Linked DNA regions of Homo sapiens: all the other regions are linked to region 1. A link is a loop called in an ENCODE intact Hi-C map of the cell type or tissue named here. Cell type or tissue: heart left ventricle. All regions are shown on one strand.

Region 1 (4,000 bases):
CCCTCCCAGTCCTCACCTCCTCCTCCCTGAGTGGCCTGGTGGGATGGAAGGTGTCTGTGGCCGGCTGCCCAGAACACCAAGAAGGGCCCTCTTCCTCCTTGAACTTGAGCCAGCCCCTGGCGTCTTTCTCGGGGCCAGAGCTTTGCCTCTAAATGGTCTTTGTTTGCAGACGATCTGCTGTGCAGATCATGAACCGTCGCCGCAGTGCCAGACAGACTCTTCATCCGGACCGGCCGTCCCACTGGGTCCCCTCAGGAAAGCGCAGAAGCCGGGGACCCCAAACCGCGTCCAGCTCCTCCCACCCGCCCTTCTCGGAGCCGCGCACTTGGTAACTTGCGTGTGAAGAACTCACGGCCGTGTTGCCAGGAAACTGCGGGGAGCAGCCTTTGTGGTCTCACATATGCGTAACATAATAATAAATAACGGTTAACGTGATAATAAATAAACAAATAACAATAATTATAACGTGCCCCAAGCCTGTTGTTTCTCCAAAATTAATTTATGATGAATTACGACTCGAATTCCTCGGAACATACCAGTGGGAAGAGGAGAGGGGGCTATTTTATTTGCCACTGGGCTCAGAGTAGGGTTAAGAACTGTCTTTCCCTGAGCCAGACCTTGTCCCAGGTCCCTGGTAACCCAGGGAAGGTCGCCAGAGAGGAATTCTCTCTTTCCCTCTGCTTCTCACATCTCCTCCTCTGCCTAGGACAGTGAAGTTTTTTAGATACTTTACTTGCATTTCTAATTCAGTTATTCTTCTGAAATTTATTCAAAGGATTTATGCTTATGAAATTATAATATAATGCTGCCTATATGCCAATGAGCTGGAGGCAAAGAAAATAATTTTCTTCAATTTACAGTTATGAGGCTGGAGGAAAATGATGCCTTCTTATCACCTCTTTCTCTTTGTATGTCTCGGTATTTTTTTAAGTCTTCAGAAGGCAGGAGCTGATGATGAATTCTTAAGCAGATCACACTGATAATTGTATTTCAGAGCTGTCAGCGCTGGGAAGACTGGCCAGCGACTGTCTCCATGCACTTGAGCTATTTGTGTCGCTGCCTTCCTTCTCAGGAACTCAGCCCTCAATAAAGCCAACTCGCTGGGGATATTGTTAAATCGTCTGAGAGGATTATTAGATCGAAGGGAAATTTATGGATGACACTTTGTAACAATTAATCAGGAACTGTTGATGAAGTTTAAGTTGGTTCTTTATTCCTGGACCAAAAAAATATATATATACGTATATAGATGTGTGTGTATATATATATATACACACACACATATATAAAATCATAATAATATTCAGCCCTTGTTCCAATTGTCAAATGGCTCATTTTGTCACTCTGTTTGATTAATGAACCTTTTGGAGTCCCCCAAAAGTCCTAGTAATACAAATAAAGAGAATCATAAATATTGAATAAGCTCACAGCACAGTTAACCTTGACTACATTTTGGGACATACTTGGAGAAACTTTGCTATACGGAAAATAAATTGCTGTGGGGATTAAAAAAATATGCACACCCATACCAAATTGGAGATTTTGGAGAATGTCACCTCTCTGACCTTGTCACTCTTAATAATCTGTTGTGATTAATTAGTTTAGTTAGCTTTACAATCAGGTCAGCAGAGCGCCGGCATGCTGGCGTGTTTTACCGATGGGTCCCTGCCCAGCCCAGAAAGGGATGCGGGCTGGGGTGAGGGAGGGTCTGGAGCTAATGGGGCTGGTGTTCTAACCTCACAAGGTACTAAACGAGGGTGATGGGTGAGGACGATTTCAGGTCGTAATTTACGGAGCAGGGCCCTGGGTGGGGGCAGGGAGCCTTCATTGTGTGTTGGTTCTTGTGTTGAGTGCACTCACCCTTCTCAGGCAAAGATCCCCCCTCACCAGCTTGGAGCTTTTGCTGACACCCCTTCAAAGTTCTGATTCCAGATCTGACCAGTTATTTGACCCAGAAAACAGATTCTAACTAGGCTGTAATGACTTGCAATTTTTGAATGTAGCATCTAGTCCAGGGGTTAAGATTCCAGGGTAAGAGAGAAGTGGATTTGAGTTCTCCTCTGCCGTATCAGAGCCGTGTGGCCCTGGGCGGTTGGCTTTGACTTTCCGAGTCTCGGTTTCCTTATCTGTAAAATGGAGTTTCTACATCCTAGGATTTTTACAAGGATGAAGTGAAACAATTCAAAGAAACAGCTTGGCCAAATGTCCAGCATGCAATACTCTGCAGTGGGTAGGACTGTGTCGTCCTGCAATAGAAGTTGAAGTCCTAACCCCTGAGACCTGTGAAGGTGACCACTAGGGTACGCCTTAAGCCAATGACTGGTGTCCTTATATAAGAATCTGGACACAGTCACGGGGAAGACAGCCACACAAAGCCAGAGGCAGAGATCGGAAGATGCAGCTGCAGGCCAAGGACGGCCAGAATTCACGGAGCCGAAGCGCCGGAGAAGCCAGGAAGGATCTTCCCACAGAGCCTTCGGAGGGGCGGGGCCCTGCCGACACCTGGGTTTTGGATTTCTAGTCTCTAGGACTGTGAGAATACATTTCCGCCGCTTCCAGCCATGTTTTCCGTCATTTGTGAAGGCAGCCTTTGGAAACTGATACGTGCTGTAGGGTCACTGTGATCTGGTTTGCAGGGAACAAGTAAGGTGGGGCTGAGGACTTGGCCTGATGTGCCTGGCACTCGGTTTCTTGCTCCCCCTGAATAGTCCTGATCATGCCAGCTGCCGCCCCACGCAGGCTGAGCGCCGCGAAGGCCGGGATGCCGCTTCTCGCGTATGGGTGAGGAGCCGTGGTTCGTTCAGTTCAGCAGAGCGCCATCGCCGCCCCTGAAGTCCAGCTCTTAGGATCAGCGCTCAGAACCCCAGACTCTGTGACGTCGTTGTAGATGCAAAGTTGTCTCTGGTACAGGCCAAAGTGATTCATTTCATGGTATTGATTTATGTTGCCTTTTCTAAAAGTACAGTTATTTCTAAATAAAGACAACATTTAAAAGTTAAGAAGTAAATTACAATAACGTTACTTAAATTATCAGCTTAAAAATAAGGAACCTCACATTACATAGCAAATATATCCTCGGAAAGTTGCAAGCGAGTGCATTTTTTGTACGTAATGTCTTATTTTCCTGTTGACTTATAATGAGAAATTCAAAAAATCTATTTCCTCCCAAAGAACAATATTGGCCCCATTACACTAAAAATTACACTGGATCCTGCCATTTCCTTTGTCATTGTGGAACCAACATGTTCCAGCCGTGACGTAATCCTTCCAATTCCTGGCTCCCGCTCTCCTCCAAGACTTTCCCGCAGGTCATTGCAGATCGCCACCTTCTGCCAAAGGTTTTCACCGACTCTCTGGTCCGACGAGGAACGCTGCTGAGCCTGACTCTAGCAGGTGAGAGGCAGGATGTGGGGTCCAGCTCAGTCAGAATTCCTTCTGTGGACAAAGTCTGTTCACGTTGTGAGGGCTAAGAAAATGATATCCCACAATGAAGGCCTCAGAAGCAAAAATGTTTCTCACCTGCTCCTGCCCTCCTGTCCCTGGCCGCTCAGTCTCCCCTGAGGCTGGCCATAGACATCAGAATCTCTCTTCCCCAGTGCAGGTGGAAGAAGCCAGAGCCCTGTTTCCCCAAAGCCAGGCACAAAGCCGAAAAATACTCCTCTAACTTGCCCCCTGCCTTTCTGTGTAAAAACTGGCCCTAAAGAAATTATCTGACTTCCGTTGTTGGATTGTGGGTCCTGAGACCCCCATTCCAGAGAGGGTCTGCCCCCCTCCCCTGGAGATGGGAGTGCTGCAGAGAGGCTGAGAGGCACCTGAGCAGATGGGCCTTGCTGGGTTCCCCTCTCTGTCTATCGGCTGAGACCAGGCCCTTTTTGTCCAGTCAGTTTCTACATGGTGTCCACACTTTGTTGAACCTAAGCATAAAAACAGATCGTTTTTTCTGCATCTTCATGCCAAAGGCTCCCATATCACATAAAATATGTCTGAATACATGTGTATG
Region 2 (4,000 bases), 310 kb after region 1:
TCTTCTTCCTCCTCTTCCCCATCCTCCTCTACTGCCTGTTCATAGGGGAAATATACGTCTGTCTGTCTGTCTATCTATCTATCTATCTATCTTTCTATCTATTATCTATCCATCTCCCAAATGCAAACACTGAATCACTAGTCAATAAGTCTCATTATAAATGTTTGATGCTAGCCCAATGCTGGGCTCACTTTCTAAACTCCTAGGTAATTCCACAACAGAAAGAAATAAGATTTCAGGTATTATTTTATGTTTCTTATAATATTATCAGTATAGGATACTAGTTAAACTGTGGAGACACAGAGACAAATGGAGACTAGTCTGAATAACCTGGAGACAGTCCTCTCTCACAGCAAAGTAAAATCTGGTTTGGTGGTTCTGCTTTGCAAAGTTATGACGGGCTCAAGCTCTTCCTACCTTTTTGCCTCACTCTCCTGACCTGTTGTCCTCTCCACATAGCCCCAGATGACTCACCATCATATCCACATTCTAGCCAGTGGGAAGGGGAAATGGAGTTGGTAAAAGCATGTTCCTCTTTCTCTTGTGCACTGCAACTCTGCACAGTCCATCTGTTCTTACCCCATTGGCCAGAATGCAGTCACCTTGCTTCTACTGGCTGCAAGGAAGGATGGGGATTGTAGTTTTTCCCATGAGAACTCATATACCCAGACTAAAATTGGTAACTGTATTATCAAGAGAGAGTGGGAGCAACTTGGGGACATTGACAGTTTCTGTCACACTTAGCAATATGATGTACTCATAGAGGGATACACAATTCTTGCTGTTGTTGCCTATTGATAACTTCACTGTGTATTTTCTGGTCTTCAGTTTACCATATTGTGATATATACTGTGTACATGTATAGGGACTTCATTACTTTCACTCAAAAGCTCCAATAAAGAATCATGCAGTCTAGGTGCAGTGGCTCACACTTGTAATCCCAACACTTTGGGAGGTCAAGGCAGGAGGATCGCTTGAGGCCAGGAGTTTGAGACCAGCCTGGGCAACATAGGGAGACCCAATCTTTACAGAAAATAATAATAAAAAGAATCATGCAAATCTCTAATTGTGGAAGTGTTATTTTAGCAAACTACATGAAAAGCTTACGGGTTATACCATTCATTTCCTTACCATGACATTTTATTTAATTTAACTACAAAATCTCAAAGAGTCTAATACTTTCTGATGCTCTTTTCATTTTGTGCCTTTCACATTATAATTTATAGCTTAAAGCCACCTTTCTCAAAGTCTAAAAATCTGTTAGTCAATTTTTCCCTTTTTATAACCTTTCCATATATTCTGTCATATTAAAGAGATGATGAAGCCCATTATGGCCATTAGAATTCTGATGCAATTAAGTTTTATTCCACTATAAGTGACAGGTACTTGATTCCTTCTTGGAATGGGATAATTTTCTACAGGCCTGCAACTCTTACACCCTCGTTAATTTGCAAGGCTGTTTTAGAAAATATGTTGTCAGTGCTGAATGAGGTACATCTCTAACTTTGAACAAATCATTGTCTTAATGTTCTTCAGGTTATAACATCCATTTAAAGAAAAACCTCACCATTGTCCCCAGGAGAGTCAATAAAAATGCTTCTGTGCTTTGTTTGTGGACACTTAAATAATAGGAGAGCTCCCCCTACTGATTGACGTTAGGGAATTATGGAGGAGGGGCTAATCTCAGGCCTTTCGCTCTTGTTAATTTCTCTAATGCTCATGCACAGACCAAGATGAAAATCAAAAGCAAGCCTGTTTGACACTGGCTTTTGAAATGCTTAAAAACATCAGCATTTGTCAAGTGGAAAGATTTTCATTTCAAAGTTCTAACAGGTTATTATTATTCCAAGCAATGGAGAGTTAAAAAAGGTTGAACAACTATAATAATGGTGGCATCTAAGTGTGGGGAGTGATCAGGTGTTATTGTTTGTTTGCATAAAATGATATCACCTAGCTTTGTGTTGGGTTTGTTTAAGAAATGTAGGCTAATTAGGCCATACAAGTAACTTTGTTTTCTGAAAATTAATTAAGCTTTTGTGGCCTTACCAGGTTACAGGGCCAGGCTCACCTCCCACACAGTTGCTCTGGAGCTATGTAGGAGGCAAGCCTGTCTCACGCTGAACTGCCAGGTGATGCCGTCACGGGAAGAATGGAGTTTAGTAATGCTGCATTTGAAGTCTTGTTCAAGTCGTAAAATGTTGGATTCTATTTTTATTAAATCGCTTAAACTTTCAACATAGTGAAAAAGATTTATTTAACATACATTTCACAGGCCTTTTTGAATGCATATTTTTTGGGAAAAAATACAGCAGAGGACATTTCTATAACTAAAGCTACTGTCCTGAAGGGACAAAACAAGCGCGTTAACTATTGAGGTCCTATTGTTTCATCAGGCCATCGGCAGAAACATTGAAAATGTTGTATTTGTAGGGTTATGAGGGAGCTCTACCCATCTCCTTCAAGTAAGACAGACATAAATCCTCTTTATGATTCGAGAATATCGTATAGAATCTACATAAAGTCTTAGAGGCTGTAGAGAAATAGGTTTTATTGTAAGAACCCCCAAGTAGAGAAACCAAACCAAGCATCTGGAGAAGCATATGATGTAGTGAGCTTGACAAAAAAATGCCTCATCTATAGGAAGAAGGACTGTTTTTAGCAACCTCCTTTTTGTATCTGAACACTTTTTTAAAACAGCTCTATTGAGATGTAATTTACATACCATAAAATTCTCCCATTTAAATTATACAGTTCAATGCTTTTAATATATTTACAGAGTTGTGTAACAATCATGATCTGATTTTGGAACATTTTTCATCACCTCCAAAAGAAACCCCATGTCTATGAGGTGTCACTTCTTATCACCCCCTCAATCTTCAACCCCGTACCCATTAAAAGTCACTCCCTATCACCCCCCTCAATCTTCAACCCCAGCCTCTGAAAGTCACTTATCTGCTTTTGCCTCCATGAATTTACCTCTTCTGGACATTTAATATAAATGGAATAATAATATTTGATCTTTTGTGATTGGCTTTGTTTCATGGCATAATATTTGAGGTTTATCCTTGTTTTAGCATGTATAAGTAATTCATCTTTTTTTGCCAAATAGTATTCCATTGTATGGGCATACCACATTTTGTTTATCCATTTATCAGCTGAAGGACATTTGGGTTGTTTACACTTTTTGGCTGTTACGAGCAGTAGCTGCCCTCGGTCTTCATCCAGAAGTCTTTGCAGGGACATATGTTCTCATTTTCCTTGGGTAGTTACTTAGGAGTGGAATTTCTGGGACATATGGTGACTCTATATTTAACATATTGAGGAACTGCCCAAATGTTCTCCAGTGTTTCTGCACCTTTTTACATTCCCACCAGTAAGGTGGGTTCCAATTTCATCACATCCTTACCAACCTTTATTATTGGCTTTTTGATTATAGCTATTCTATTGGATGTGCAGTGGAATCTTATTGTAGTTTTGATTTGCATTTCCCTAATGAGTAAGGACATTGAATATCTTTTCATGTGCTTTTTCGCCATTTGTATATCTTCTTTGGAGAAATGTCTGTTCAAATCATTTGCCTGTTTTATGACTGGGTTATTCTTATCATTATTGTGTTATGTGAAGTTGCTTTTATATACTTTGGATACAGGTCTTTTATCAGATATATAATATTTTCTCTAATTTTATGGGCTGATATTCCAATTACTTGATGATGTTGTTTGACTCATAAAAGTTTTTAATTTTGATGAAGTCTAATTCATCAATTTTGCCTTTTATTGTTTCTGCTTTTGGTGTCACATTTAAGCAATCACTGCCTAACCTAAAGTTCCAACAGGTCACAGAGATTTACTTCTAAGTCTTTTTACAAGACATAGAAATTGGTTTAGTTTTTACAGTTAGGTCTATGATCCATTTTGAGTTTAGTTTGTATATGGCATAAGGGAGGGGGCTAAATAAAGCCTTATGCATGTGGATATTCAGTAATCTCAGCACATTTATT
Region 3 (4,000 bases), 81 kb after region 1:
GTGGCTGCTCTCTGTCCCTTGTCCCTGCGGCCACCCAGGCCCCACCTGCTACCCGGGCAGGCTGCTCAGACACACATCCTTCCTAGTGGTCTTCCTGCAACTCCTCTGGTGGAGACCCCGGAGCCACACGGGTTGAGAGCCCTGGGTGCCTCGCCTGCCCCCACGGGGTCCTGGGGAGAGGATCATGCCCTGTGGCTCTGCATCGCTCTCACCCCTGTGGCGGGTGGGGGCAGCTGGCCTTCTCCCTGCCCTACCCCTGCAGTAGGTGGCGCAGGGTGCAGGCGGGTGGGTGGGGGGAACAGATGACTTCCTCCTCATCTAACTCCTGCAGTGGATGGGGGTGGCTTTGGTAGGGGGGAAGGGTAGGTAACTTCCTTCTCATCTCACCCCTGAAGTAGGTAGGGGCAGGTGACCTCCTCGCCATCTCACCCCTATAGTAGGTGGGGGATGCATGACCTCCTCCCTACCTCACCCCTGCAGTAGGTGTGTTGTGTGGGGGTGACTTCCTCCTCCTCAACTCACCCATGCAGTAGGTGGGGGACGTATGACCTCCTCCCTGCCTCACTCCTGCAGTAGGTAGGGGTGAGGGTATGACTTCCTCCTCCTCACCTCACCCCTGCAGTAGGTGGGGGGAGGTTACTTCCTCCTCCCTGCCTCACACCTGCAGTAGGTGGGGGTATGACTTCCTCCTCCTCACCTCACCCCTGTAGTAGGCGGGGCGGGGGTGACTTCCTCCTCCCTGCCTCACCCCTGCAGTTGGTGGGAGGTGCATGACCTCCCCATCTCACCCCTGCAGTAGGTGGGAGGGTTGACTTCCTCTTCCTCGTCTCACCCCTCCAGTTGGTGGGGGGCGCATGACCTCCTCATCTCACCCCTGCAGTAGGTGGAGGACGCATGACTTCCTGCCTTCCTCCTGCAGTAGGTGGGGGGTGGGGGTGACTTCCTCCTTCTTGCCTCATCCCTGCAGTTGGTGGGGGACGCATGACCTCCCCGTCTGACCCCTGCAGTAGGTGGGGGGTGACTTCCTCCTCCCCCTCTCACCCCTCCAGTAGGTGGGGGGGTGACCTCCCCATCTCACCCCTGCTGTAGGTGAGTGGGGTGACCTCCTGGCTGGCCCTGCCAGGCTCTTCCCTGTCCCCAGTCGCAAGGGTACTCTCCCAGCCTCCACGCTCCACGCCCACACCCTCGCCCCACTTGCCCAGCCCCGGCAGGAGCTTCTCCCCGCAGAGTCCCCAGTGTTTTCTAGAAGCTTTGCCTCCCCCTGTGGGCTCTCCCTTCCGTCCCGCTCTGTAGCTGGCAGGCGGCCTGTCCTCCCTGCAGCAAGGGGCCAGGGTGGGCGCAAGCCCTCCTGCCCTCCCCGCGTGGACGTGGACGGGGCGGTGCGGGCTGGCCCAGGGTCCGGGGTGCCTGCAGCGTGCTGGGCCAGCCAGGCGGTAGAGGGTCGGCTCAGCCAGTGCCCATGGCAGCACCTGCATGAGGTCCCCGCTTCCTGGAAACTGAGCCCGGGAACGGCCTTGGCCCGGGGAAAGCAGGGCTGAGTGCATCTCCCCTCTGAGAGCATGAGGTGCTAGCAGAGCTCGTGGGCCGGGCCTTTACCGTCCGGATGGGTCTGGGATGAAGGCCACAGGTCACCCAGAGCGGGACTGGGTCAACAGTGGCTTGATGTCCTGGCACAGACGAGGGTCCAGGATGGATTCGATTCCTTCGGTGCCTGTGGGAGGGCGGAGGCCTGGCCGCAGTTCTGCAGCCGACGAAGGGTGGTCTGAAGACCCCCGACACCTATTTCAGTGCCTGTGCCCTCAAGATGTACCAGCCCCGGGCGTGTTTGCGGGGACATGCCTCTTTGCAATGAGTGTAGTAGTTAACCCCATGCACAGGAGTTATTTAGACCACACTCTCCTATTTTTGTAGGATCTTTTAAAAAATTACTTTGCTTTTGTCAGTGTGTTCTTCTATTTCTTTTTACTGGTAAAGTCAATTACTGAAGAAAAATAATTTCGAACTAGAAATTATCTTTTTAGTTTGAAATAAAATTATGTGCAAGGAGCTTCTAAATTATCTAATATTTTTTCCTCTTTGCAAAAGTGTTAATATTATATGGAAAAATTGGAAAAACACAGAAAAATAAACAAACCAAAAAAAGCATTATTCAAGATCCTCCTACCCCAATGTAGCTTACTGTGAACATTCTTATCTGAATTCTTTCAGGGTCTTTTTCTTTCTTGTTTTTTTTTTGCTCTACAGATATTTTTCAAACAAAGATGGGAGGATGGTAGTATTTATTGGCTTGCTTTTTCACTCACTAAATGGTGAACAGCTTTTTACACAATTCTTTATACATTTTCATTATTCTTTCTTTAGGGTTTTTTTTTTTTTTTGACATTGCTTGGTCAAGCTTTGGCACCTACTGCAAACCTGTTTTCAAAATATATCCATCTATCTTTCCATTTCTAGTGCATGAAAACGATCATATTCCTGGGCCGTTGCCAGCATGGGTATTTTTTAATTTGACAATCTTTGCCAGTTTAGTAACTGTGAAGTAGTGTTGTTTCAGCTTGCATTTCTTGGATTACACGTGAGGGGGGAGCAATTTTTCCATATGTTTTATGAGACAAAGGTATTTTTTCCTTTTTGAATTATTTTCGGTCATGTTATTTGCTAATTTTTCTGTTGCTTTGTTCCATCATCTTACTCATTTGGAAAAGCTGGAATAAAGGTGTTAACTCATCGCTTTAGCATCTCTATACTTGCAGTCCCCACCTTCTGTTGTCTTTTAAGATTATGCAAGTGATACAGGCTTATTTTAGAAAAACTTGAACAAAGAAAAAAATTTAAAAATTAATGAAACTTATTTGAAATCCCATCATCCAGAAATTACCAAAATTGATATTTGGGTATATATTCTTCTGGATCACTTCCTATGCAGATCTATTAATGTCTGTCTGTCTATCTATATTTATCTCTGTCTCTGTATCTATTTATCTATCTTTGTCATTTTCAGTGCATGTATAGTATCCCATTTTGTTGTTATGCACAAATTACTGGAGAAATCAACCATTGTTGGAAGTGTGGTTTTCTCCCACTTTCATATTATAAACAGCTGTGTAATTAATATCTTTGTATGTATATCTTGGCCATAGTCTCATCATTTCCTTGATAAATTCCCACAAGTAAAATTACCAGGTCAAAGGTTTTGGATGTTTTAAATTATTTTGTTGCGTGTACTGCCAACTGGCCTTCTGGGAAGGTCGTGCACATTTTCAGTCCCACCAGTGACATGCATTTCTCTGGGTTATGGCATTTTTTGATATATTGAGTTGTTTTTATGTAGTTTAGTTGGTCCTTTCTTGCATAGTTTCTGCTTTTAAAGTGATGTTTAAAGGTGCCTTCCAATTCTCAAGATTATGTAAATATTCAGTTTTATTTTTATGAATTGATTGTTTTATGTTTAAGTATTTGATACATCTAAAATTAATTTTGGTATATGGTGTGGGAAGGGCATCTCACCTTATTATTTTTCTAAATGCCATTTATTTAAAAATCTGTTTTTCCTAATTGGAATTCTAAATGCTAACTTCATTGTACACCAAGAATATAGATATATGTATATATGTATATATTTGCGATTGTCTTTCAAATTCCATTTTGATTTCAATGAACAATCTGCCTCTGTTCCTGCCCTGTGTCCCCTTGTTTTAAGTACTATATCTATAAAATACAATTTAAATAATATAGCTTTCTACCCACCCCCTGTGCCCATTACTTTCCTTTTTTCAATGAATACTTTTTTCTGTTCTCCTAAAGAAACTTTAGAATCATTTTTGTCACACCTTGGGTAATTTGACTGAAATGGTATTTAATAAGTTAATTCTGGAATACTCAGCATCTTTATAGTGGTAAATTTTCCATTCTAAAAACAACTTTGGTATATTTTCAAGTTTATTCAAATCTTATTTGCTACTATTAAGTTTTGTGAGTTTTTTCAGAGGTAATCGCCTAG
Region 4 (4,000 bases), 98 kb before region 1:
AGGAGGTATCTGCTGAAGGCTTAGCATGTGGGCTTCTAGAATCCAGGCCCCACGTCTGGACCCTGAAACCCTCTGGTGAGAAAACAAAGAGGCCCAGCCCGTTACAGGCTGGGACACGTCGATGACTCTTGGCTTTCTTGGACTCTGGATCTGTAAAATCGACAAGGCAGAGGTGGGTCTTGAACCTCATGTTTGAGAAGTAAGCATGAGGGAAAGAACCTTCCACCCAAATGCCTACACCCTGCAGTCAGGACACAACTCTGCTTTTCTCTAGGCTGGACTCGAAGGATGCCCCCCTAAAGAGCTCACCAGCTGGAGACAGAAGACAGCCGTGGTCACAAAGCCCATTACCAGAATTAAATAAATCCGTTCTAAATCTCCCAGGCAAAGAATCATTTACTTCCTCCATGGCCCTGCATTTTCAATACCTTTTAATAAATTCTTTTAAAATGACCTAATTTCAACATGGCTTTCAACTTCATAAAAAGACAATTTATAACCAGGATAAACATGAACCTAGGACATGCCATTTCAGTCCTCTCCAGGATCTCACGTTACGCTTCAAATAACTTTTTAAGTGGAAGAATAAAAACCAACACAAAGTCAAGGTTTGTTTTTTAATTTCCACATTGAGCTCTGGTTTGAGCCTGAGCTTTCCAAGGCTGATCTGGGCTCCCTGCTTGTCCCGCCGGCGTCGGGCCCCTCCTGTGCAGGAAGCCGTCAGGGAGCCCCAGTTAGGAAGGGATCTCCCAGAGCAGGGCCACCTCTGTCCTCGCCTCCACTGCGCCACAGAGCCCCAGCAAATCTGCAGAGCTATCATGACTGATCTGTAAATAGGGCCATAACCCACGAATACAGTCTACCCCCAGTCTGGGCTCCCCTCTTTCACCTGTGCTCCTGCCGCAGTTGAAGGAGATAGAAGACGTTTTCATATCAGGATTGCAACATACGGCCCGTGGGAGAGGATGGTGATCCTAACCTATGCCTGGAAACGACGCTGCGAGTGACTTTTCTGGTAAGGGTCGGGACTCACAGTGATTGTCCAACGCGCAGTCTCTCACCCGTATTCAGAATGTCCTGGGAAACAGGCGGGGCTCTGGCTACGAGGCCACATATGTCCCACCTCCCCTGACCCCCCGCATGTCACAGGGCTCAGGTGCCTTTTCCTTTATCTCTAATTCCAGCTGTAAGCTCATGCCCCTGCACACAGCCTCTGCGTGTTCATCTTCAGGCCCTGAGCTTCTTGTGCAGCTAGGTAGGCGCTCAGCAAGTTACTTTAAATGGGTGGATAAATACATGGATTGTCAATTCGTCATCAGTTTTTCCTGTTTGCTTACTCACCTTCCTCTCTGTTGGTTTAGTCATAATGTTCTCAAATAACAAAAGCCTTTGGCAGGAATTGAATCAGATGAATGCACCGTGAACACACTGTCTTTTGGTCACGCTGGTTCAGAGCACGTCCCTCTACCTACTTCCACCTTTTTCAAAAACATTTCTTGATGAGCAGGGCCCTGAGACCAAACTTCACGGCAGACGCTGGATCTGAGTCACACTGTCTTGTCATGTGTGGTCAGGTGACCTGCAGCTTCCACCAGCAGGAAGAGATGCTGGGAGAGGATTTCCTCTTCACTCGCAGTCATCGTCATCTGAAGGGAAGCCTGCAAGTTCGTTCTGTTTCTAGTAAGATTTGTCTTTGCTTATGTCCTGGCTTCTTCCTCGCCCTGCAGACTTGGGCCAGTGCTGTTCACTGCACAGTTATTCTTTCCTCGACGTGCCGTGCAGAGAAGGCTGGTGTTTTGGGTAGTCTTGAACAATGGGGACTTCCTCTTCTCTAGAGAGAGCTCTTTGACTATAGGCAGGAAATGCTGCACGGGAGCCTGGTTAGCAGGGGTGCTGTGGGCCCCGGGCTGCAGGGCCTGCTATGCATGCAGCAGCATCTCGTGACGGGTCATCTCCTGGTGCGTCCTGTGATGAAGCAGGTGCGCCACAAGCCAGAGAGGAGCACCAGAGGGGAAAATAACACCCTGTCCATCTGACTGCAGAAGGCATGCCCCTCACATCTCCGTGCCTCTGCAATCGAGACACAGCGAGAGTGTCTCAGATGTAACGAATACCATAAATCTGTGTAAAGCAAGTCCTGGGGGAAGAAGAAGTATGGGGTCTCCCTTGGAAAGGACAACAAATATGCCACAGAATGGCACCCAGCACCCCTGAGGTGAGCCCAGCAGGCTGTGGACGGTGCTGAATTTCCAGTTACTTCTTAAGGCCTAAAGAAGATGGCTCAGCATGCTCCTGGCCTCTAATGCATTTGGAGTGGGGCAAAACACACACCTTCTCAGTGAGAGGGACTCAAGAGGTCCCAGAGGTGCAATCCTAAAATGGACAGGCTGCTCTTGGAGAAAAGGCGCCCTCCAGGCCTGGAAGACTCTAGCAGAGGCTGGTGGGCTCGATAGAGACACACAGTCTAGAAGGGCGTCCTCGCCGGGCCCGCCTGGCCCTGGGGCCACCAGGGCGTGTTCTGCAGTTCTGGGAAGCGGATCTGCTGACTGGGTCCTGAGCTGAGAACCGTGACTTCATTCCAGGCCTTCGATTTTATGAATAAGAGCTGGCCTCGAACTGCTGTGATGTCAGAGGAGTCACCTGTGCATCCTGAGGCTAGTGGGTCCTCTACAGAGTGAAGGCTGAGAATAGATAGACCCTAATATTAACACCAGCTCTAAGCCCTTTGATGATGTGAACAAGTCTCAGCGAGTGTCCGTGAATTGTTGAAGGAGAGTATCAGAAAGACAACACGGTCTGGACGTGGCAGTGATGGCAAAGTGTCCCCAAAGAAGCTGAAATCCATATAAGGTGGCCTTCTGACAGGTGCGTAGCGAGTCTTAGTTACATTGAGGGCAGAACGTCTCCCAGAGCAGCGAGCGTGGACTGTAACCTGACTGAACACATTCAGGAACCTGGAGAGAGGACGCCAGAGCCCGTGGGTGGCCGTGGGAGGACAGGGGAAGGAAGGCTTAGAGAAGCAGCCGCAGACGCTCACGGCAGGGCCGTGCAGGCAGAGGCATGTGGCCGAGGCCCCCACACTCCCTGCACGGAGAGGCTCCCAGCAGCCCAGTCCTCTGCCCTGGGGGTCCTCAGCCAGGTGGCCTGGCCCCAGGGGACAAGTGGCCATGTCTGGGTTGCCACAACTAGATGTGTGGTGGGTGGAGGCCAGGCCACTGCTGAGCCCTACGGTGCCCGGGATGACACAGCCCCTGTGCACCAGAGTCCGGGGAGACCCGCCCCAGGTCCCTGCCGCCTATGTGCCCTCATCTGGGCTGGCTGTGTCACTGGGCGCCTCCAGTAAGAATGTGTGGCTCTATGTCTAATGCAGAAATCAGCTGGCCTGCTGGCATTAGCTCCACTCCTCTGAGGGAAGGAGAGAACTGGGATTCGCTGCACACCAGGGTAACGCATCCCCGCCTGGGCGCACTTGCACGGCCAGGTGAAACCCTGGATATGGGGAGGCTGGTGGGCCACATGCCGTCTCCTGGGGCCTTCAGGTCGCACCCTCTGGTGGTGGGAGGTGAAGGCGACCGCCCCACCCATGCCCAGGAGAAGCTGGGGAGCTGGGCTGCAGGACGAAGTGAGTCCAAGCTGTGCCCCAGCCCGGGCTGCTCGTTAGGGTTGTGACACACACCGCTGTCACTCCTGTTGAAGATGGAGCCTGGCAGAGGGAAGGGGAGTCCCTCCTGGAACCTGAGGGGACAGAGAATGAAGCAAGGGGTGAAGGCCCGACCTCCTCCCAGCAGCATGGAGCGTGGCAGGGTGGCCTTCGCAGGGTCCAGCCTGATGGGGCCAAGGCCCCAGGACCCTCTGTGGCTCATACCACATACATCTGTGTTTCGTTTCTGTTAAGCCAGTGACACATCCCAGCTCTTTATCCAGAGGAAACCCAAGCAGGCTACCAAGAAGGAGGAAGATCACTCGGTCCTGTGCCGTCAGGTTCCAAACATGACAGCAC
Region 5 (4,000 bases), 210 kb before region 1:
CATGGAAGTTTAGAAGGCCATTTCCTTTAGCCATTTCCTTTGTTTTCATTATTCATTTAATAAAGACTTTAGTAATGATGCTTGTTTTTTATTTTCTTTATTCCTTGCTTTTGACATGGTGTCAGTGGTGTGTTTGCTCATCACTATCTGTATCCTATACATCAGGGACATTTTCATGTCATTGAAATGGAAGCAACACAGAAACTTTCTTTTGAGTGTTTCCTAATGTATGAAAAATTCCCTTTGGTGGTTTTACTGTATTTACTCAGGGACACAATGATTTCCTCAAATACCCCAAACTGTAAGTATCTTCACAACAGCCCAAAACATTCAGCATGATATAATGTCATTTGGCATACTCTCTCATCTTAAACATCTGTCAGATGCATACTGACATGGCGTGGGCCCCTGTTTCTCCAGCACAGAGGACCCAGGGGCTAGAGCAGGATCTGGCCCACAATAGACATTTCCTAGGTGTCTCTGTGGGAATGGATGGGCCTAGGCCCTTTGTGAACTGACCCCCGCCACTCTTGGGCTCATTCCTCTTCATTCCTTCCCACATCCTGCGCCTCAGCCCTCTTGAACTACGGGTATACGCCAAATATGCCATGCCCAGTCCTCCATGTCTCGTCTCCTAAGGCCTTGGCCTTTGCACACATACAGCACCCTCTTCCCTCTCCTGGTGCTGGGAAGCTGAGCCGCTCTGATTCCAAGAGTCAATTCTGAAACCCTTCTGAGTGGACACAGTGCCCTACCTACCTCCCTTCAGCACTTACGTGCTCTGTTGAAATCACCTGGTTGGCTGTCCAGCTCTCCTACTGTAAACTCTTTGAAGGCCTGAGACTCGGCTGAGGGTTTTGATGAAAGAATTAACAAATGAATGAATGAATGCTGGCAGTGTCTATGTTCCTGGCTGGAAATCTTATTCACCTGAACAATAGATGCCTATCATTCTTGTATACAAAGAGATTATCCTGCTCTGACAGTTAATGCATGGTCTTCATCCCACATCAGCCCCTTCTTCCAGCAGCCACATAGAATCATTGGAGCTCCACAGTTCTCCCCGGTTTCTTTGTAAAATCCAATCGCACTTTCTTTAGCTCTAATTTTTCTCTCATTTCCATTGACTAACCTTCATTCCTTTTTTTTTTTTTTTTTGTCCTGAATGGAACATTCCCAAGTACTGCAACAAACCATTGGGTTATGCATTGCCTTTAAATATCCAGTTCACTCCATATCTGACTTTTCACATTATTTGTAATATGAGTAACAGTGAAAGCCAGTGAAGTATGGTCCTGTGTAATAATTCATTAATAACTTTGGAAGTGATTACTTATTTAATTGTCTCCTTACAACTGTACCCATTTGGTAGAGCTCACTGGACCTGCAGGTTATCGGGTGGTAATATTTTCAGAGCATCATGTTAGTAATCCTTACGCCCTTGTTACCTTTCTTGGTCAAACCCTGATACATTGTTAAGAACTACTCGATTTTTTTTTAATCCATGTTTTACATGTTACAAAACAATTTATAAAGAACTCTCAGTTTTCTGCATTGTAGTGGACCCAAATTTTATAGCAAAATCTCCTCATTTATGCAGCAATCTTAGAATTTGTTAAGAAGAGGAAATGTTCATTGAAAGCAAATTATTCCACATTTTATTGTTTTTACATTCAGCTTTTTAAACAACACTATTATAAAACAATATCTATGTTACTTTTTAAAATTTCAGATGGCTTATACTTTAATGGCTTTAGAATAATTCCATTTTGTTATACTTTGCAGATTTTTAACTAGAGAATTTAATATATGAAAAAAGTGTTGCAACAATTATCCCATCTTTTCGTGGAAAATTCTATGCCTGTAAACATATTAGCAAAGTGTCTATTTCTTAGTTGAGTTTGAATTGCTCTTCAGAAAGAGAAGCAGCTGCTATTAACAGGCCTCATTACAGCTGCCTCTTGACCTTGAGTGAATAGAAATATTTGTGGCGCCCTCTTGGGGAACAGTAATGTCTTTTCCAGCCATGGTCAAACTTGTCAGTGCCTGAAACCTCTATTGACCGCGCCTATCACGTGAAGCCTACTTGGACAGGCGTTAAGTGTAAGACTAGGAGGCAGAGCAGTTATATAACAGACTTTCATATGTAGCTCCCACTGTCGTGTACATGGATCCCTGGACCCCAAATGGATGGGATGTGGTATTCTAGTGTCTGGCCATGTACTAAGCACTGAAGTCACAGTCCTTGTGAGGGATCATGTTATAGGGGTAGGTAGCAATGCACACTGTACCCATATGCACATGCATCTCTTGCCACCTGATCTTTGAGTTTATCTTACAAACATCAGCTTTATGCCCTCTCAGGATTTGGGGTGGTTGGCAATAAAATCACTAAGCAAATGAATGAAGAAAAATCTGATGATAGTTTCAAAAGCACTTTTTTTGTTTGTAACCTTGGAATTTCTTGTATGTATAATACAATCAAAATTTATCCATCTTGCTTTGTCAAGTAAGAAAGTACTACAAATGAATCATCTGAAATGCTTGATTCAACAACCTATCATCCGGGTTTTTTTTTTTTTTTTTTTTGGGTCTTCTGAACCAATATTATAACCAAACTTTTAAATTGTTGTCTTTTTTCTTTTTCATTTCCTGGTTTTAAATATTTCATTGTTGACTTTTATTACATACATTTAATTTCATTTGCATTCTACAAACAAATGCTGAATGTTAATATTTTCTTGCTTTTTGATCCATAGGATTCATTTTTGTAACCAAGATTTCTCAAAGTGTTGCACAGAACAGACAGTTGATATCAGAAGCACCTGGGGTGGGTGTCTGCTCCCTACCCTCCCTTTAGATGTCTGCTAAAATTCAGAGCCTATGTGAAAAACTAGAATGGCTTCTTGTATGGCACAGAGATCTGCATTTTCGTGTGTATCTATATGATTGCCTTAGCAGTAGAAAGAACCTCTTCATTTTGGGTCTTAGATATAGTGTACGTGTAGTCCCATTTTTTATTTTAATTTTTGTGAGTACATAGTAGGTGTATGTATTTATGGCATACCTGAGATGTTTAGATACAGGCATGCAATCATGGAGAGTGAAGCATGCATCCCCTCAAGCATTTATCCTTTGTGTTACTAACAATCCAATTATACTCTTATTTTAAAATGTACAATTAAATTATTATGTACTATAGTTACCCTGTTGCACTACCAAATGGTAGGTCTTATTTATTCTTTCCAATTTTTTTATACACATTAACTATCTCTTTCTCTCCCCACCCTGCCATTACCCTTCTCAGCCCCAGGTAACCATCATTCTGTCAACTGTCTCCATGAGTTCAATTGTTTTAATTTTTAGATCCCACAAATAAATGAGAACATGTGATGTTCTCATTTATTTCTGTGTCTGGCTTATTTCACTTAACATAATGACCTCCAGTTCTATCCATGTTATTGCAGATAACAGGATTTCATTCTGTTTTATGGCTGTATAGTACTCCATTGTATATATCTACTGCATTTTCTTTATTCATTTGTCATCTGTTGATGGACACTTAGGTTGCTTCCAAATCCTGGCTATTGTGAACAGTGTTGCAACAAACATGGGAGCACAGATATCTTTTTGATGTATGGATTACCTTTATTTTGTGTATATACCCAGCAGTGGGATTGCTGGATTATATAGTAGCTCTACTTTTAGTTTCTTGAGGAAGTTCCAAACTGTTCTCTGTAGTGGTTATACTTATGTTCCCAACAACACTGTTTAAGGGCTCCTTCTCTCCACATTTTCTTTGGCATTTTTGTTGCTTGCCTTTTGAATATAAGCCATTTTAACTGGAGTGAGATGATGCAATATCTCATTGTAGTTTTGATTTACATTTTGATTGATGATCGATGATGTTGAGCACCTTTCCATATGCCTGTTTGCCATTTATGTCTTCTTTTGAGAAATGTCTATTCAAATCTTTTGCCCATTTTAAAATCAGATTATT
Region 6 (4,000 bases), 290 kb after region 1:
TTCCTCTGAAGCAGATACAAAGGGATGTAGGATTGTGTTGACTGACAAGGCCAGAGTCTATTTCCATTCCTGCCCCTCTTGGGAAGTTAGATTAAAGGGGGAAATATTTTGCATAAAAGTGATTTTAACAGAGTAATGACTGAAATGATAATATGCCGGCGATGGGCATCCATCACAGTAATGAAATAGCCTCCTATAGGAGTCCTGCAACTGGCCGTTTCCCCCCAGAAGCAGTGTTCCCTCTCCACATCACCCTCTTGGATCCTTTCTGATCTGCCTCACTGAGGCTTCCTTCTTCAGAAAGCCAAGCGAGCAAGCAATATTGCCTTTCTCTCCTTCAGCTCCTATCAAAACAGTGCAGCAGCCCCAGTCACAAACTCAAGAGTCTTTTGACAGCAGCAATTAAGCAACTTAATTAATGAGTGAATAAAAACGATAATATTTACTGAATGGGAGCATCCTGTTTTGCATTTTTATTCAAACTCTGCACCTGAAGAACACCACTAAGGAAAGCTCCCCATCCCCCTGTTGTAGAGACAACCCCCTCTCTGTCTCTCTCTCTCTCTCTCTCTCTCTCTCTCTCTCTCTCTTCCTTTGCTCTGTCTCTCTCTCTCTTGCTTCCTTTGGTTCTGGCCTCATAAACACCCCAAGGGTAAAACACACACAGTGTAAGATTCACACAAGGCTAATCCCTGTCCTCTTTCCGGGGGAATGCACTTCTATCTTTGTCATGGTCTTTGTTCACCCCTAAAAATCCTCATTCATACATGAAGGACAATTTCATGATACTTTTCTGAGGCTGAACTTTACATCAAAGTGGGTGATTAATTACTGATAAGGGTATAATAAAACATTAATGCATTTTGTAATTAACCAGCTTAGGAATGACATCTCCCATCGCTTCATGAGTGACATGTTCACACACACACACATACACACACAGAACTTTTTTTAAAAAATTCTTTATTTGGCTATTAATCTCAGCAGTGCCCTCAATACATTACATTCTTTTTAAAAGCCACATATATTTTCCTCAATGAAATATCTAATCCATCTTGAGTGTAAGGAAAGCCCATACATAATTATTCCGTCGTGACAGACAGTGAGCTTTCTCGCTATTATTTTTGATGGTGCTGTCATGGATGCCAAATGTATGTTGTGGTGGGAGCCAGCCAGAGTCGGGAACCCACCTGGAGAGCGGCTCCTTTCTTCTCTCAGGAAAGGTTCCCCACGCCTGACAGCCCCACCATTCTGGTTAAGCTTAATTAGTCAAGAGAGAAAAAGAACTGACTTCGGAGTGTTGTGTTACGTTTGGGGCTCCCCCCTTTTTTTCCCCTTTCCACTCAAAATTTGACATTCTTTGGAGAAGATGAAGTTCCAAGTGGGATCTGTGTTGGCACTTCCCACCCTCTCGTCATCCTCACGTGGGACCCGCTTCTCACGGCCCATCTTTTGTCTACCAGGGGCCTCGCAGGACTCTGCACAGCCCGCACAAAGGACGTAGGATTCTGCACTGGCAGAACTGGATGTAATGTTGCCCTGAGAAACATTCATTTATTTCAGAGTGAAACCCGTTAAAATGGAAGTGTGTAGGATTTGGGTTGGCTGGATGCAAGCTTCCCTCTGCAGCGGGATGAGGTACGCTGGGTCCCCGACATTCACAGCCTCCCACTTTCATGCCCCTTGGCTTCTCAGGCCTGTGCCTTCCCGCATGCACACTGGCCTTGGGCAAGCGACTTGTCCTGGCCAAGGGGACGGGAGTCACATCCATACTTGCCGGCTTTAAAAATGTGCTTTTGTGTTTCCGCTTGCTGTCCTGGAGGCTGCCACTACCAGGAGCACGCTGGCCTGCCGGCGGGAGGAACAGATGCCAGAGGAGACCTGACTGTGTCCTCAAGGCCATGCCCCATCAGCCATCCCAGCAGAGCCCACAGCCACCCACAGAGGAATGAGGATCCCCATCCAGGATCACCGGAACTGCACAACTGACTCACAAACGTGTGAAGAGTAATGGGTAACGTGTTGAACTGTGAGCCTTTGAGCCTGGGGAGGTTTGTGATGCAGCAGTAGCTCCCAGACCCTTGAGGCTCTTCGGCACGAAGGTGCTGAGCCATGCACCTATGCAAAGCCAAACTCTGCACTAGGCCTACTGGGGTGTGCAGAGAGAGAGGGCTGAACAAACTGCGGTTCCACCCAGAAGACCCAGAAGAACATTTACGGAGGAGTCAGTGCAAGAGGCGAGAGAGCATGCGTGAAGAGGCTCGTTCTTGTGGTGTAGAAAAGGAGGCCAGAGTCTCCCAGACCACGATTCTTTTCCTTTAGGTGTTTCTTGGGCATTTTCAATCTTAAATCTCTTCCCATGTTATTGAGATTTCTGATTGAATGTCCCCATTTTCCCTCAGACAGCAGGCCGTGTGTGAGTCACCACCTCCATCTTTCTATGTCCTGGGTGTGGGCCCAGTGAAGGACAGTTATGGAAATTTAGAGAGAAGAGGTCGCAGGTGTGGTGGGGGTGGTGAAGCTTCAGAAGAGAAAAGAAGCATGGTGGAGAGGGTGGACTCTGGAGGCTACTGCAGAGCTCTCCCCCAGGCTATGAGGGGGCATGATGGTCCCAATAGCCTGAGTCTGTGTTCATTTCAACTGGCTACCTTGTGACGAGGAAGATGGCCCAGGTTCCCAGTGGGAAATCTATGGTTATCATTAAGAACGCAGGGCCTGAGATGAAACCTGGCAGGTGAAAGGCACCTGGTTTTATGCAACCTGGTTTTGCAGAAGCCTGTGGGAGGGGGCCCAGGGGGGAAGGGAGCAGAGGGCAGTGTTGGCTCTGGTTCCCCCACCAGGCAGGTGGGCTAGCACCTGGGTAAGGGGCTTTGCATCTGGAGCTGGTCATGCCTCAGTCCAGATCCTGCCTTTATCAGTTGATGGGCTGTTACCTGCCAGTGGTTATGGTGAGGACTAAATTACGGAAAGTCATCAAGGATCTTCATTCATTGCCCACCACAGAGCAGGCACTCAATGGAGAACACTCACCACCATCTATGTTGTTAATGTTGCATCTGCAGCCCTTGGTTTCCTGGAAAGACTCTACAGTACAGGGGCAGGTTAGGGGCCACAACCAGGAAACAAGACACATCTGAGAGAATGCATGGGAGCTTATGGAAGGATGTACAAGGCTGGGTGTGGGAATCCCGGCACTTCGGGAGGCTAAGGTGGAAGGATCACTTGCATCCAGGATTCAAGCCTAGCCTGGCCACGTAGTGAGACCCCAGCTCTACAAAAAATCAAAAATCAACTGGGCATGGTGGCATGTGCCTCTAATCCAAGCTACTCAGGAAGCAGAGATGGGAGGATCGCTTGAGCCCAGGAGGTTGAGGCTGCAGTGAGCTGAGATCATACCACTGCACTCATTCTGGGCAACAGAGTGAAACCCTGTCTCAAAAATATAAATAAATAAATAAATAAATAAATAAATAAAGAAAGAAAGAAAGAAAGAAAGAATTTACAAGAGGGGAGTTTTAGTGGTTGAAAAATCATTCACTCATTCCAGGAGCAAGAGCCTTGTGGGTTTTCTTCCTGTTCTTGCCTGGGTTATCTCTACTGAACCAAAGAATCCTTGTTAGGAATGCTCTGGTGGTGTCAATCAATGCGTTTATAAATCATTTGCTTTTACCATGGAAAAAGATATCACAAAACAACACAGCTGTAGTGCAGGTGCAGATGACCATGGAACGGCAGCCTGGCGTTTTCAGTAGAGCACTGGGCAGCAGAGTCCCTGGGCCTCGGAACCCCGGCCTGTTACCACCCAACACCATCCCTGGGCAAAATGCGAAACTCCCATCAGATCCATGAATGGAAAATGGGCGTAATTATAATTGCACCCCACTCTCTACCTCTCAGCTAAGGTGAGAAATGAATATGAGGATGCTCAGTGAAAATGCTTTGAAGTCTGTGAAATGCGAAGCAAATGTGAAGCGAGAGGAATAATAAGGTTCTAAGGACC

What was found. Peaks named below come from ENCODE experiments on the same cell type or tissue, not always from the same donor. Only the 100,000 strongest peaks of a DNase experiment are listed, where the experiment ranks them.
Region 2: a loop joins it to region 1, with 2.8 times the contacts of the local background. A loop is called at or near these places in 23 of 110 quality-filtered maps.
Region 3: it touches region 1 in a loop (2.1-fold over the local background); 5 of 110 quality-filtered maps call a loop at or near these places.
Region 4: it touches region 1 in a loop (8-fold over the local background); 9 of 110 quality-filtered maps call a loop at or near these places.
Region 5: it touches region 1 in a loop (2.4-fold over the local background); 2 of 110 quality-filtered maps call a loop at or near these places.
Region 6: a loop joins it to region 1, with 2.6 times the contacts of the local background. A loop is called at or near these places in 22 of 110 quality-filtered maps.

The regions. Positions count from the first base shown.
Region 1 is chr18:75,167,824-75,171,823 of GRCh38, forward strand. LOC124904326 (a long non-coding RNA gene) reads right to left here and starts at 189. Exons shown (of 2, transcript XR_007066417.1): 1 at 17-189. It overlaps LOC105376874 (a long non-coding RNA gene), which reads left to right. Exons shown (of 2, transcript XR_007066418.1): 2 at 170-462. RefSeq lists enhancers at 2,225-2,726, 2,727-3,226. In heart left ventricle, a CTCF peak has its summit at 2,285; DNase peaks (open chromatin) are centred at 68 and 2,458; H3K4me3 peaks cover 1,888 bases; H3K27ac peaks cover 3,862 bases.
Region 2 is chr18:75,477,560-75,481,559 of GRCh38, forward strand. It overlaps LOC105372201 (a long non-coding RNA gene), which reads left to right. Exons shown (of 3, transcript XR_935637.3): 3 at 1-987. Among named protein-coding and RNA genes, the nearest start is that of SMIM21, 52 kb to the left of the region's middle. In heart left ventricle, a CTCF peak has its summit at 1,653 (motif pointing left); no DNase peak of the experiment used is centred here.
Region 3 is chr18:75,249,131-75,253,130 of GRCh38, forward strand. The region is part of intron 1 of TSHZ1 (teashirt zinc finger homeobox 1); the gene reads left to right. Among named protein-coding and RNA genes, the nearest start is that of TSHZ1, 40 kb to the left of the region's middle. In heart left ventricle, no CTCF peak of the experiment used is centred here; a DNase peak (open chromatin) is centred at 1,516; H3K27ac peaks cover 203 bases.
Region 4 is chr18:75,069,594-75,073,593 of GRCh38, forward strand. No RefSeq gene overlaps it. Among named protein-coding and RNA genes, the nearest start is that of PTGR3, 140 kb to the right of the region's middle. RefSeq lists enhancers at 726-1,925, 786-1,286, 1,575-1,724, 3,005-3,505, 3,506-4,000. In heart left ventricle, no CTCF peak of the experiment used is centred here; DNase peaks (open chromatin) are centred at 1,557 and 1,899; H3K4me3 peaks cover 1,423 bases; H3K27ac peaks cover 2,065 bases.
Region 5 is chr18:74,962,012-74,966,011 of GRCh38, forward strand. The region is part of intron 8 of ZNF407 (zinc finger protein 407); the gene reads left to right. Among named protein-coding and RNA genes, the nearest start is that of PTGR3, 250 kb to the right of the region's middle. In heart left ventricle, a CTCF peak has its summit at 1,987 (motif pointing left); no DNase peak of the experiment used is centred here.
Region 6 is chr18:75,462,747-75,466,746 of GRCh38, forward strand. It overlaps LOC107985177 (a long non-coding RNA gene), which reads left to right. Exons shown (of 3, transcript XR_001753505.2): 3 at 1,823-4,000. Among named protein-coding and RNA genes, the nearest start is that of SMIM21, 37 kb to the left of the region's middle. In heart left ventricle, no CTCF peak of the experiment used is centred here; a DNase peak (open chromatin) is centred at 1,818.